2 separate regions of the Mus musculus genome follow, and region 1 is linked to region 2. A link is a loop called in an ENCODE intact Hi-C map of the cell type or tissue named here. Cell type or tissue: heart. All regions are shown on one strand. Links, peaks and the distances in the headings refer to the core of each region. The heading gives the core; the rest is flanking DNA. Region 1 overlaps 2400006E01Rik (RIKEN cDNA 2400006E01 gene). Region 2 has its middle 11 kb from the start of Gm25487.

The links. Hi-C counts contacts between places; a loop is a spot of excess contacts. Peaks named below come from ENCODE experiments on the same cell type or tissue, not always from the same donor. Only the 100,000 strongest peaks of a DNase experiment are listed, where the experiment ranks them.
Region 1: a loop joins it to region 2, with 2.2 times the contacts of the local background. A loop is called at or near these places in 1 of 42 quality-filtered maps.

What each region holds. Positions count from the first base shown.
Region 1 is chr3:41,507,555-41,511,945 of GRCm38, reverse strand. All of the region lies in intron 4 of 2400006E01Rik (RIKEN cDNA 2400006E01 gene), which reads left to right. Among named protein-coding and RNA genes, the nearest start is that of Platr4, 17 kb to the right of the region's middle. In heart, for the core only: no CTCF peak of the experiment used is centred there; a DNase peak (open chromatin) is centred at 2,375; H3K27ac peaks cover 688 bases.
Region 2 is chr3:41,428,483-41,432,873 of GRCm38, reverse strand. No RefSeq gene overlaps it. Among named protein-coding and RNA genes, the nearest start is that of Gm25487, 11 kb to the left of the region's middle. In heart, for the core only: no CTCF peak of the experiment used is centred there; a DNase peak (open chromatin) is centred at 2,403.

The DNA of each region.
Region 1 (4,391 bases), core at 92-4,091, 79 kb before region 2:
GAGACAGGAGGCTCTTGGGTTTGAGGGCAGACTATGTTACACAGAGAGGGAGAGACACTGACTACTAATAGACAGACTGTTAGGATGGCCTTCGCTGACATTTGAGGCCCAGTATTTTCAGTTGTTAATTGCTAAGTTCTGGCAGGTTTTTGGCATTGTTATTTCTATGGCCCATTACCAGTTTTCCATAGGTAAATGCTTGTCTTTCCACACCTGCCAAAAAGATGAGTCTCTTGGATTGTCATATTAAAAAGCAAGCTGCTTTTCTTTTGAAAAGTAAAAGTTATTTTGTAAAGCCTCAAATGCAATAGCAATTGATTTAATGAACAACCCTATAGCTGTCAAATACCAGAGGAATATAGCTGGTGAGATGGCTTGGTATTTATGGCCAATGGCGATGACCTAACTTTGAGCCCCAGAGCTCATGCACAGGATGGAATGTGAGGACCAGTCCAAGATGTCCTCTGACCTCTACAGATACACGCATACACACACAAATAAATAAAACAAACGTTTTATTTTCAAAAAGCAAGCAAAAAACTCCAATAAAACCCTGAAGATACATCAAGTCAGATCCCTGAACAATCAGTTTTGGCTGCGTGGTCACCAAAAACAAACAAACAAACAAACAAACAAAAAACAAGCAAAACAAAATCAAACGAACAAACAAAAAACCCCCGCCTCTCCAATCTTTTCTTTTCTCACTTAGAAAAGTGGAGATAAAATGGAACTTGCCCCCATTTTTTGACAAAACATGGGAGAAATTAGAATAGTTTTGATACAGTAACTTTTACTATACAAATAAATAGCTATTTCTACACAATTAAATAGTGTGGAAGTCGACTTGCAATATTTGAGATATTAATTACCGTCTTCCCCTTTCCCTCTTTTCCTCCCTCCTCCCCACCCCACCCCCTTTCTTCTGCTCCTGCTTTAGAAGCGTTCTGGCTCTGCAGTCCTCAGAGCCTGCCTTGGATATCAGTTCCCCAGGGAAAAAGTGAGCTCCAACTGTCCCTAAGCAAGGTTTCAGCGGGTAACATGGGTCACTTCCTGTCTCGTTCTACTTCTTGCTCTGATTTCCGTCTTCTCCTCTTTAACCAGATCCTCCTTAGACAATAACAGAATCTAGTTGGGAAGGAAGGGGCAAGTGGTCCCGCAAAGCCCTGACAGCTTTTTCCTAGCAGGATGCTGAAAGATCCTAGTAACAGCTCCTTGAAGCTAAAGAGAGATATGAACCTCACCCAGTAAAACAGTTAACCGGTGTGTGTGTGTGTGTGTGTGTGTGTGTGTGTGTGTGTTGGGGTTGGGTTTGGGGGGGTGGTGACACAGTGCGATCTCACTCTGAAAGCTTCTTGCTCTCCTCTCAATAAGGTTGCGTACTCCAGAGGTCAGAACCAAGAAGAAGCCACCTAGCCTCAGAGGCTCAGAGGACATGAAAAGACTGAGATCCAGAGGGAAATGGGAGAGAGGCTGTTTTTCTTAAGAACGAGATTTGACAAAAAGGTAGGAGGAAGAGGCATGGAGATGAGAAAGGAGCGAGCTCCGTATCCAGGGAGAAGCGTGGGAGTTAATGTTACGCTTAGAGGGTGGTAGTTAGCAGGGTTATGCTTTGAAAAAAAAGAGAGAGAAATAAAGAGCAGGGATCTGGGGAGGCAGCTGGGGCTCAGCAAAGTGCTCACAAGCCGGGGGACCTAAGTTCGATCCCCAGAGCCCATATAATGAAAAGCAGGATGTGGTGGCATCGCACTTGTTAGCCAAGCAACTGGGGAGGCAGACAGGCAGTCCCTGGGGGTTGCTGGACAGCCAGCCAGCCCTAGCCTAAGTGGTGAGTTCCAGACCAGGGAGAGGCCTTGTCTCAAAAAACAGGGTGGGTACTCCTGAGGACACTGGAGGTTGTCTTATGTTTTCCACATCCGTGAGCGTGCACTCTCGCATACACACACACACACACACGCACACACACACTCACAAAGGGAAAGGAAAAATATCAGAAAACAAATGAGACAACTAAAAACTTAAAATTCACAAAGCTGAGAGGTGGGGGGAAAGGAAGCTTTTCTTTCTCTGTGATTCCTCCCCCTTCTGAAACAGTGACAAGCCAGGGCCATCTTGCTGGCATTTCTTCTCTGCCCTGTTCCCACCTTTTCTGACACATATTTCCATTCAACTAGGCTACAAGTCACCCTTATAGGCCTTGCCAAATAGTATTTCGCAAGTTTGTGAAAGACTGGTTTCTCCTGGACTGGAGTCCCCAGGCTGCCCTGTAGGCTATAGAGCATTCCTCTGTCCCCACACAGCCATGGCAACAGTGGGCAAGTTACAACTCAACTCCCAGGTTGGAGTTAAGGACTCAGGTTACTTCCTCCTGTGGCCCAGTTGGCCCCGCTTTCTTCTGTGGCAGCAAACTAAACTGCTAACCTAGCCAGCTGTCAAAGCTGCCCAGTCAAAAGATGTCCCAACTCCCAATATAACTCCAGCTCCTTAGGAGGCACACCTCAAGCATGACAGACTCCCCAGCCTCTCAGGGGCGAGTCAAGGTCATCCTTGGCCACCAAAGGCTCTTAGTGGAGGCTACATTTCAGTAGTCTGCACAAACTTGCTGAGTTCAGAAAGCTTTCACATACAGATGACAGTTCGTCTCTTTCCCTCATTGCTCTCACTAGACTCCTGCTATGTTCTGTTTCTCCCGAGCCTTCTGTGTTCTCTCTCCTTTTGATTTGGAGCTGATATTTCCTTTCTCATGGTGGCTTTTATGTATTAAAACGATTATGGAATTTAAAAAACATGTACAAGTGTCATAAAAGTGTAAATTTCCCAATGAGTCTGAGTTGAGTTTTTTTCCTTTTCTATATCTCTGTTTATAATGCTTGGTTTTTTGAAGAAATCTTAGACAGTGTGTTGCTTTACTGGTACGTGGTTCAGTGTTATGTTGAAAGGATAAGGCCTCCTCTTAAAAGACATAATTACCATAACCTCTTACCTAAAAAATTAGTCTCCTGCTTTCCTCTGTGCTGGAGATGAAATTCAGGGCCTTACATATGCTGGGTATGTGCCTGCCACTGACCTAGAGCCCCAGTGCAGAATGAAATTGCTTTAAGACTGTTCTTTTACTTGTTTCATTTTATTATGCGTTTTTTGTGAATATTATGTATGTGTGAGTGCATGTGCCATGGTGTGTATGTGAGTATGTGTGCCATGTTGTGTGTGGGTGTGTGTCATGGTGTGTGTGTGGGTGCATGTGCCAGAGTGTGTGTTTGAATGTGTGTGTGTGTGTGTGTGTGTGTGTATGTGTGCCATATTGTGTATGTGGTACATGTGCTATGGTGTGTGTGTGATGCATATGCCATGGTGTGTGTGTGTGGGTGTGTGCAGTGGTGTGTGTGTGGAGGGGAGAGGACCACTTTATGGAATCAGCTCTTCTCTTCCACTTTCACACGGATCCCAGGGATCAAACTCAGGTTGTCACGCATGTATCACTGGGCAGCAACTGCTGATATCCACAGAATCATCTCACTGGCCCACTATTTAATTTCTCCATACCTTCAGACATGTGTCTATGCTGCTTCAGCTGTCTGTTTTTGCTTCTTTACAGTTTGCCTCTCTCTAAGTTAGAGTCATACACAGCAATTAATTGACAGTTCTGTCAGCCTCCCTGCCTTACCTTCTCATTGCTATAACACTGTGTCTCCTTGTGTGTGTATGCAAAGGCATGCGTGCATGAGTGCTGGTCCACATGGAAGCCAGGGGCCAGTGTCAGGTGTTTTACTATTTTCCTCACTTTACTGGAGACGGCTACATTTCTCACTAACCAGTAGATCAATGACCCCTCTAGATTTGTTGGCCAGTGAGCCTCAGGGACAGTCTGCCTCTGACTTCTCAGGTGGATTACACATGCTGCCACAACTCAGACAGACAGACAACTAAGCCACCCCCTAGCCTCTTTTGCTTTATCTCCCAATACTTTTAAATTTTAAGAACTTTTCCCACTGAATTTCACATGGACTAGATTTTGTTGATTCAACCCTTATAGTGGTTTAAAGTATTATTTTAGGTTTATTTTATTTTATGTGTATGAGTGCTTTACCTGAATGCATGTTTGTACATCATGTACATATCTACAGAGGTCAGAAGAGTGCCTTGGATCCTTTGGAATTGGAGTTATTAATGGTTGTGAGATACCATGTGGATGCTGAGAACTGAACCTGGGTCCTCTGCAAGAGCAACAAGCATTCTTAATGCCTGGGCCGCCTCTATAGTCTCATTTTTTAAAAAGAAAGCATTCTATAAGAGATAAAGTACTCAACCCTAAGCCACCTTTATCAACCATACCTTTATCAACCACTCTCCCCAACAAGGCTCAGGGTAGGGGTACAGAAAAAAAACCAGAGGAG
Region 2 (4,391 bases), core at 74-4,073:
CTCTCTCTCTCTCTCTCTCTCTTTCTCTCCCTCTCTCTCTCTCCCTCTCTCCCCGCCCTCTCTCTCTCTCTCTGTGTGTGTGTGTGTGTGTAGCCTTGAATTGTGAGCCTTTTTGTTAAGTTTCTGTTGTCGGTATTTTCTTACACCAACAGGAAAGGAAAGTAAAACAACATCGGATTCTCTGCAACCTGTGAAAGATTACCTTCTGGGTGCCCAGAAGTGCAAAGGGCCGCTAAGAATGCAGGTGGAATTAAGGTTACTAATTAACAGACTTCAAAATAGGTGTTTATCTGGGATGGTTTTGGCAGGCCCAATGTCACCATAAGAGTCCTTGAATGAGGGAGAGCTGAGTCTGAGGGAAGAGATGTGTGGATTTCACCTCTGTGCAGCTTAGAAGGGCAGGGAGGTGGCCCATTCTCAAAGCCCAGAAAATGCAAAAAACTCCCGGTCCCCAGAGCTGAGAGAGATGTGGTCTCCATGGCGTTGTGATTTTGGTTCACGGAGACCCACTTTGGATTTCGGTGCTATGGAACTACAGGGTCATCGATGCACGCTTCCTTATGGCACTAAATTTGTGATAACTTCATAGAAAATGAATAGGACAGACATGCTGTATTAATTTAGAACAGGGCTAGCTTAGACCGAGGTGACTGAGATGGCTTTCAACAGCATTTGTGTGACTTTTCCCATAGCACCTGGCATGGGAGAAGCCATATTGGCTCTTTTGTGGGAAATAGAGTTTCCCGTTTCACATTCCTGAACACAGTGAGTTAAAGCTGGGACCTTGTTCCCTTCTGGTCCCAAGACCCCTTTTACAATGATTCTACCCCGCGAGAGTTGCACCTGGTGTTTCAGAGGCTAATTTATCTGATTCCTTCCAAAAACAAGGCCATGGAGAGTGAAGTGCCCAAATGGATTAAAATGCTGTCCATTAAGACTCCTCCCAAGAGGGAGGCCGACAGTGGTCAGACCTCTCATCCCCCTACCCTCCGAATATACGACCTGACTCTCTTCAGTCCCACTCAATGGACTCTCTTTATGGAGCCTCAGAAGGGCCATAAACCTTCATCATGGAGCACAGAGAGCTGAGTTCATCCTGGCCACAAGGGAGGCCATGAGTCAGGGCCTCCCCATTCTTGCTGGTCCATGGCATTTCAGATACCGGTAGTTTCAATTCCACATTGGGAATCCATGCTTATCACTGGCCACTAATCTCCAAAGTAAAGGCTTTTTTTTTGAATCAGGAATCATATTATTTTGGGGGTTTTAAATAAATGCTGTCATCAGTATCATCAATAGTTATTCCATGTGATGTGAATGGTCCAACAGAATGTTAGAAACAGCATCTCATAAGTCACTACGAAATGGTTCTGGGAATATAGCATGGTTACTCTAATGGTGACCAGGGGGTTATCACTTTAAGCTAGTTAGTTAGTTTTCTAATCAATTTGACACAAGCTGGAATCATCTGGGAAGAGGACACCTCAATTGAGAAAATACCACTGGCCTGTGTGTGTGTGTGTGTGTGGTGGTGGGGGAGTCATTTTCTTGATTAATGATTGATGTGGGAGGACCCAGCCTACTATAGGCAGTGCCATCCCCTAGGTAGGTGGTCCTGGGTAGTATAAGAAAGCAGACTGAGCAAGTCACAGGAGCAAACTAGTAAGAAGTGTTTCTCCATGATCTCTGTATCAGTTTCTACCCCAATGTCCCCCAACAATAGGCTGTGACAAGGAAGTACAAGCCGATTAAACCCTTTCCTCCTCAAATTGTTTTTTGTCAGAATGTATTTTATCACAGAAACAGAAAGCAAACTAGGACACTCAAGAGTTTAGGGTACATGGTGTACAACCACACGGGCTATTCAGATGTTAAAGTAACCCCTGCCAGCTATAGGGAGTAAGGGAATAACACAGGGGGACAGATGCGAATCCAGTGGTGCTTAGTCTAGGGTCAGGTTTGGGACCACAGAAATGGGCTGAAAGTCTCTCTAGCACTGTGACTCTTGGGAATTCTATAGCCTTTTTTGTTTGTTGTTAAACCTCTCTGTTGAAAAAAAAAAAACAATAAAGTGGCATAGGCAGCAATACATTGTTGTCCTATAGGTTGATATGATGACCAATGACTGATTTTAGGAAAACACCAAGTTCTAGGTAGAAAGCAAATGCTTGAAGATATTAGTCATTTTAAAACAGAACTCCAAAGTTACAAAAAAAAAATCAACACACTCACCAGGCCACACATGTCCAACACACCAGGATGAGCGCCTCCCTCCTAAACCCCTGCTCCCCGGAGCTTGTTGGGTGCCTGGAGCCCCTGGAATGCTCTCAGAGCAGGGACACTGCTTCCAGGTTTGTTATCAAACCTCCACTGCTGTTTGCCAACTTCTGCCTTTCCCCATGTGGTTCCAATATCAAAATATTCCGTCCATCTGTCCCAGAGGGTTTGGCCTTTCTCTTCATTTGTGCTTCTTGAAATAATACGCTCCCCAGGCACAGACTGTTCCTTCATCAGTTAAAAAAAAAAGGTCAAGCATTTATTAGTCTGTGTATAAACACAACAACAAAGGAGCCCTTGTGCAAATGGAATGCTGGGCTTGGACAGAGCTCAGAGTGGTTCCTTGCAAATCTGGCAGATTCCTTCAGGTTTTGGAGCCCTTAAAGGACTTAAAGCTGCTGCTTCTGGAGTCCTCCAGCCTCCCTCGTAACCTCTATGGCCCCTCTGAGGTGCAAGCGAACTCATTCATCACGCTTAGAAGTGTAATGTCTTTCTCAGGGCAGACACATTAACAAGTTGTTGAGAGGAACCAACTCTAATCCTATAGATGGGAGGAACGTTGAAGGCTCCTGTTGCTACACTGTTGCTACACAGATAATGAGCATGAGAAAGGAACGGTGGGCTTTGCTGCTAGCCAGAAGCCATTTCATCCAGATTTGATCTCCAAGCTGGAAAGCTGACTCCAGAAATCTCCAATGACGACAGTCTAATGAGGCTCTCTTGTGTCAGGCAACTGCTTGCTACACAGGTTCCACTCAACCTTCTTCCACCTTGATGGTCCCGGACATTGTATACCACTGCTCTTCGGAAAGAAAGGAGCCTCTGACTCAGTGGTCCACAAGGTCTACGTTTAAATCTAGTGTCAGATCTCTGTACGGTGTTAGAGTTGATTCTGGTACTCTTCCTTAGTGACAGTCTCCATGTTTCTTGTGTATTTGTTTAGCCAAAAACTGAAGAAGAGCAGGATTTCACAGTATTCCATCTCCTTGACACTGAACCACAGTCTATCTTAGAGAACTGGCGACCATGCTCCCATGTTCCATTAAGGCGAGTAAAGTCACTTACCTCTAACCTCAGACCTCAGAGTTTTTTATTTTTAATTTTTGGTTTTTCAAGACAGGGTTTCTCTGTATAGCCCTGGCTGTTGTCCTGGAATTCACGTTGTAGACAAGGCTGGCCTTGAACTCAGAAATCTGCCTGCCTCTGTCTCCCAAGTGTTGGGATTAAAGGAGTGCGCCACCACTGCCAGGCTGTTTTTTGTTTGTTTGTTTGTTTGTTTTTTCAGACCTCGGATCTTAAGCATTTCACGAGTTTGAATGTATGTAAAACCAGTTGAGACCAGATTTATTAATCTTCATACTCTTTCTGAATCAAATGGTTTCAGTGTATATGAAAATAGGGCTTAGCTTGCTGGTATTCTTTTTACTTATTTTGAGACAAGGTCCTGTTATGTACATAGCCCAGGCTGGTGTTGAACTCACTGGGATTATGTGTTTTCCCAAGCAAGCAAGGCTGAGTTGCTGGTTTTCTTGTTCTTATTCTTGCTCTTCCTTCTCAACCTGTCTTGTCTTCTTGCCCAGAACTGCTCATGGAAAAGGATTCACCGCACATTGGCTCTCTGAATACCTACTTTATTGCTGTGAATTCCTTTGGAGTTTGGCAGGAAGTCACGTGGCAGTAGATTTTAAACTCGATGTCAACCCGCATTAGTTTGCAAATACATAGGTGAATATCAGGCCCTGAAACTTAGCAGCCTGCCCTTTCCTCAGGAAGTAGACAATTCATGCTATTGAAGTTGAAAGAAGCAAACATCTGCTTTGAGGGATGGCCTCTCCAACTCACTTTCCTAATTTCTTCTACTACTATATGTCCCATTCACCCCCCCCACACACACACAGAGTGAGTGAGAGAGAGAGAGAGAGAGAGAGAGAGGAGGGAAACAGACAAAGACAGAGACAGAGAGAGCAAGAAAACATAACATTCATTATTCTTTATATTTCAATAATTTCTGACTTCCAATTAGGTGAATGAATGAATGAATGAATGAATGAATGAATGAATGGGTTATGCAATCCTCATACTTTGTTCTATGCAGCGCTCCCATCCCCATCCCT